2 separate regions of the Homo sapiens genome follow, and region 1 is linked to region 2. A link is a loop called in an ENCODE intact Hi-C map of the cell type or tissue named here. Cell type or tissue: Calu3. All regions are shown on one strand. Each heading gives the region's core, and the rest is flanking DNA. Links, peaks and the distances in the headings are about the cores only. Region 1 overlaps KALRN (kalirin RhoGEF kinase). Region 2 overlaps MYLK (myosin light chain kinase).

The links. A loop is a pair of places that touch in the nucleus more often than their neighbours do. Peaks named below come from ENCODE experiments on the same cell type or tissue, not always from the same donor. Only the 100,000 strongest peaks of a DNase experiment are listed, where the experiment ranks them.
Region 1: a loop joins it to region 2, with 12 times the contacts of the local background. A loop is called at or near these places in 9 of 110 quality-filtered maps.

The regions. Positions count from the first base shown.
Region 1 is chr3:124,077,903-124,080,820 of GRCh38, forward strand. All of the region lies in intron 1 of KALRN (kalirin RhoGEF kinase), which reads left to right. Among named protein-coding and RNA genes, the nearest start is that of KALRN, 46 kb to the left of the region's middle. In Calu3, for the core only: no CTCF peak of the experiment used is centred there; a DNase peak (open chromatin) is centred at 1,629.
Region 2 is chr3:123,650,767-123,653,684 of GRCh38, forward strand. All of the region lies in intron 24 of MYLK (myosin light chain kinase), which reads right to left. All of the region lies in intron 1 of LOC124909421 (a long non-coding RNA gene), which reads left to right. Among named protein-coding and RNA genes, the nearest start is that of MYLK-AS2, 37 kb to the right of the region's middle. In Calu3, for the core only: a CTCF peak has its summit at 1,780 (motif pointing right); a DNase peak (open chromatin) is centred at 1,775.

The DNA.
Region 1 (2,918 bases), core at 155-2,654, 430 kb after region 2:
TCATGGGCAGTTTTCTTGACTTCTGTGGACCCGTTTGCTTCTTTGTGATAGGGGGTTTTACATAGAATTGTTTCAACGAATAAATGAGATCATGAATGTAAAGCAGTTAGCCTGGCATATACCGACTACTCAAAGGTATTATTCAAGGACCTCTACGCTCTGGCCCCGGTATTACCTGTCCCATAGGCTTAGCTCCAGTGACTTGAACTACTTGGTGATCTCTGTGCCTTTGCTCCTGTTTTTCCATCCTCTAATATTCATCTTTTTGTGGTGCTCCTTTATATATTTTGTGCTGTAGGTATTTGTGTACTTGTCTTGACTTCCTTACTCAACTGTATGTTGTTTGAGGGCAGGACCTGGGTCTGACTCATTCTGTACTATACTAGCATAAGAGACACAAAGTGTTTGTGGAATGGATATTTACCTCAGTGAAACAGCTGCCTAGACTTGGGTTCCATATGAATTAGTTAATTGATAATGTATTTATAATAGCCTCATGGATATTTATTGGGTCCTACTGTGTTTAGGGGCTCAGTGGTAAATGCATCAGGTACAGTCTAGGCCCTGTCGTGTAATGGGGAAACAGGCTGGTAGAGTGGCCATAATGCATGTGGTAAGGATGGTGACAGGGCAGGTACAGGGCTGTGGCTGGGGAGGTACAGGGCTGTGACGGGAGACACTGAGGAGGATATGGGAGCACATAGCAGAGACAACAAACATAGTCCTAACATCTCGAGGGCTTGCTGGAAGAAGAGGTCTTCCACCTGAGACTAGAAAGATGAGTAGAACCTTGACTCAGGTACATAGTAAAATTGCTTTAAGTCTCAGTTTAAAAAATCTTGTTTTATTTGCATTTACTCGCAAGCACTTACAGAAATACTTCCTTAGTACTAGGTTTTCTGAAGTGATCTCTCACTCTCAACCAAGGCAGTTGTTAACATTTGAAGGTTTCTAGGGACTGGGACAAGGGTTGTTGATTGTATTCAACTTTTACCAAGCCAACAGCTGTGGCTGGAGACAGAAAGTTTTCTCTTTTAAGAGCTGGGTGGAAGATTATTCTCTTCTATCTGGGAAAAGATAATCATATACTTTCATGCTGTCAGGGTGGGGCCTATTCTGTTTTTGTTTGTTGCTTGCTTGTTTTGTGGCTTCAGCTGTGTGGATACAGAGCAGGAAGGCTAGAAGCAGGAAGAGGCTGGGGTGTTTTTCTGACCCTACAGATAGTTCTTCTTGGGTCGGGAAGAGAGACTGTAGTAGCAAACATGATCTGCAGCTGCAGAGGAAGCAGAGGGGATTTTTGCATCAAGGACAGACGTGGGGATGAGGAACTGTATACAAGTCAGGAAACTTGATACCAGAGAGAGGAGGCCACAGAAGATAAGGGGTCTCCGTAGACCCTGTACAAAAGAAATGTACAAGAGGAAGACAAATGGATTAAGAATCATTGTGATGGATAATCAGAAAGATTATGAATGATACTTACATGTTTCTTTAAAAGGGATTACTTTTTTGGCTTAATGCTTGTACTCTGTTCTCTTATTTTATTATTTTATTTTTAAAGGTATTAAACTGTGCTGCTTTTTAACCACACCTAACATTTAGGACCCAGAGCCCAAGACATCTACTGCCACCTGGTGGTAGAGTATACCACCTGTGGGATTTGGAATTGATGAGACTACATTGATTGAAAATTGATTCTGCAGTCAAAATATGGAATCATAGAACATAGAGTTGTTGGAGATATTAAAGATTACATAGTTTTTCTTCTAATAAAACCCAACGTCTTTTTATATAAGTATTTTAGTTGAATGCCTCCAATGACAGAGAGCTCATGATCTGGCCTGACAGGCTATTTTGTCTTTCATTCTTGTTAGTTAGAATGTTTTTTCTTTTTATTTATTTTTAAATAGAAAAGTCACTTGTATTTATTTGTCTTCATGTTTACCTCTGGAAAAAACTCACAAGTTTAGTGATTCATCTATATAATAAGCTTTCAAATATTTGCAGGAACGTGTTTGTTTCCCCATAATCTTTTTGTCTTCAGGTTAAACAGTCATAGTTCCATATTTATTATTCTGATGTCATGCTTCTCAGAATCCCCATAGCATTTCTTTCCTCTAGTTGCATTCTATGTTGCCAGTGTTCCTGCTGCCAGAATTGGATCCAACCCATTGTTCCAGACAAGATCAGGTTAGTGAACTCTAGTACTTGCAGGCTGTCTGAACACGAAACTTCTAACACCTTCTGTATAGTATGAGTTAGCTTTCTGTAGCCTTTCCACAATGCTGACTCCTCTTAGGTTTGTGGTAACTGAAAGCCCAAGAATTTGTATCCTTTCCCACACTGTAAAACTTTTTTTTAAAAAGCTAAAAGCAAGGCTGTACTTTAGAAAGAAAGCTTAATGACACAAGTTTAACACAAATACATTCTAAATTTCAGAGGTTACTCGTAAAGCCAAAGCCTTTTTGAACTCCATACCAACTCAGTTTCTCTTTGGAGGTAGATCCTGGTATTAGTTATTAGGGGTCCTTCCAGATCTTTCTGTGCATTTACATAGATAGATAGATAGATATCATCAGAAATGTGTAAATTGTGTATGTGTGTTTGAGGTTAACATATCATTTTGCAAGTTTTCTGCATGCAGCATGTCCTGGAAATCTTCTGCATAGTGTATTTCACAGTGTGGATATTCCATAGTTTTCTTAGCAATTCTTCGATTATTTCTGGTGTTTAAAATCATCATAAACAGCGTCTCCTTGTACACATGTACAAGTGCTTCTCTAGGGTAGATACAAAAGACTGGGTGAGTGATACATATATGTTTATTTTAAAATGTAGATCTCAGACATGAAATTTGCCCTTGTTAATTTTGACCTAGTGTTCGAATCTGCCCAGATAATTTTATGTCTTGATTTTGA
Region 2 (2,918 bases), core at 277-2,776:
GGTGGAAAGGATGACCTGAGAGCAATGCAACTAGAAGCCAGGAATGGAGTTAGTGTTCAGGAGAATCTGATCATTCTACCTTTTAGGGTGGTGAACCCTAAAGTCCATAGTTAATACCCAAGACAGAAACAGCAGCTCCTCAATCTACTGCTTGGGCTGTCAGATGCTGTCACAGGGCAAAGTGTGCATGGGCCCCAAACAGGGGTGAGTACTGGGTAGCTGTTGAGAGCGCCCTGGGTGCCTGCCCTGGAGCTCTGGCTGTCGGCAGTCCAAAAGCCACAATGGAGCTGGAGGTGGCAAGCAAGACCACTGAAGGGAAGGGCTATGTCTTAATCAGAAAAGGTGAGGCCTCTGAGGTTGGGAAAGAAGTCTAAAATGGACATGACTTTAAAGAGAATCACACAATCGCCAAGGATGAGATGAGAGTTTCAGACTTTTCATCAACTCATGACTACTGCATCTTGGGGGAACCATTTAGTGTTCTACCTCACGTAGGAGGAAGGCTGGAGGGATATGGAACTCACACATGAGAAGTACCACTAGAATAATAAGTATGTTCAATAGACATTTAGGTTAGTTCAGTGATGATATTATAAACAGGGTTTTAAGAGAAGCAACAATATTGGAGTCAATGAGTGATGGGACACCAGGTGGACCAGTCACTGGACTAGGTCTTCGACACAGAATCATCCTATTTACTGTCAGGGAGGCCCCTGTCTTGACCTGTGGTGCTGCTGCCTGATATAGTGGTTCACCAGTTGAGTCATCCTTTATTTCTTGTTCCTGTGCCACATTTTCCCGGCGTGGCATGGAGACCAGTGTATTCCAAGCAGCAGAGTGAGAGGGAAAGGAGAGGGCAGCTTTCCTGGCCTGGTGTCAGGAGAAGCAGTCTTGCCAATGGCCCGGCAGCAGGAGGCTTTCCCTGCGTGCCTTGAAGGGGGCATCCAGTCCTAGAGCTGGCCCCTGCCTGTCACTGTGAGTCCAGGTAGACAGCCACAGGGCCAGCCTCTGGCCTCACTCATGAGCCCACATCCATGCCTCACCTTCGCCTCTCACCCCAGAGGTCTGTGGCAGATCTGATTCTCATGCTAATGCTCTGGGGGAAGGACCTAGATCATTCTCAAGGAATTCCAGCCCCTCTTTCTAGTGCACTGTGTTCCTTTATGCTGCAGGAAACTCGGATCAAGAGTCCGGACTAAGCAGGGAGCAGTGGCAAGTGCCTGTAGTCCCAGCTATTCGGGAGGCTGAGGCGGGAGGAATGCTTGCGTCTAGGAGTTCAAATCCAGCCTGTGCAACAGAGTGAGACCCGATCTCTTTAAAAAAGAGAAAGATTCCAGGCTGCTACATCCCCTTCTGCTTTTCCCTTCTTGTCCTGCCTCTCTTCTATTTGACCACAAGGGGAGGAGTGAGAGAGAAGTAGAGGAAAGACCACAGTTCAATTAGCAGAGCTCTTGGTGCATAAAGGGTTGTTGAGAAAGGTGAACTGGTTTCCATCTTTCCACTAGGGAAGGGTCTTCCACTGAACTTAAAAAAAAAAAAAATCTGTTCAGAATGAGCTATGAGATCCATGAGCTAAGTGGAAGGCTATTTGGAAGATGGTTCTGAGATATTTCTGCAAACAGATGAGAGTCTCGTTACCCTGGAGTGTTTGGGAGAGGATCAGCTGAGTGCTCAGGACCCTCACATGGCACAAGTCCAGTCAGTCCCCTGGACAGAGAATTGTCCCTTCCTGCAGCCAAGGACTGTTGCACACCCAGAGAACACTAGAGGGCACCCCCGCCCCGGAGACGGCCTCTGAGGCCAGGGCGTAGCTGCAGCCTGGGATGGGAGCGGTACAGGCTTTATATCTCGAACTGTCCTGGGGGTTGCAAGGAGGCTCCAGTTCTGCAAGAAGCCTCAGTCACAGTAGCTGTTTTGCTAACAATTATACAGACTAGAACAAATTAGGGTAAGGAGCAGGGATGGAGTGGATTTGAGTGACAGCAGGATTTGAGGAGGAGTACAGTTCAAGACCTGGCTGGGCTGGGAGGGAGCGGGGCTGTGGTAAGGTTCTGGCTCTGTGCACTTGGGTTTGGGAGTACATTGTCAGTTCAGGGACCCTAGTCTTAGGAGTGGCTCTGGCATAGAGAAGCCACTGGAGCTCCACGGGGAACCCATGCTTTGTCCCCCAGTGTATCCCCAGTGCCCATGGCAGTGCCTAGAACACAGGAGGGGCACAGAACACATGGTGAGTGGATGTGGGATGAGGGCTAGGGTACCAACAGGGATGCAAATGAGGCATGAGAATGAAGTAGAAGAGCGAGAGGCAGGAGTGGCAGTGGCTGTGGTGGTAGTGGTGAAGGTCAGAGCCAACATTAGCCGGGCTTCATGGAGTGTGGGTTAATCAGCACTGCCTTTTTAATATGATCCCACCCCATCTGCTCCACAGAAATGACCTACAATGACCTGTCACTTGATCCCACCTCTCTGCCAACACACACACACACACGTGCGTGAACACACACGCCACTTCCCTGAGAGCCATTTCCCTCTTCAGCAGAGGGATGGCCTATGAAGCTTTATAACTAACAAGCATCTGAGCAGACCGTGGAGGACTTTTGCCTGGAATCCCCTCAACCAGAGTCCTCTGCCCTGAGGCCTAACACTTGCCAACTGTTCTGCCCTCTTCCTCCTCCCCCTTGGTAATCCAGCCAGCCTCAGCTGGGGAGTAGCTTCCTGTCTGGAAGCCCTGGGTGGACTGGACTCCTCCTCTGGATTTCAAGTGATTTCAACATTGCCCTTTGTCTATTCCCAGCTGGGAGGGGTGGCAGCAGGGGAGGGGAGTCTGAAGGCCCAGAGAGGGTTCAGCGGGCTGATGGCAGGGAACAAGGGAGAGGCCACTTGCCCCAGACAGGCAGTCACAGCTCTTCCTCCTGGCA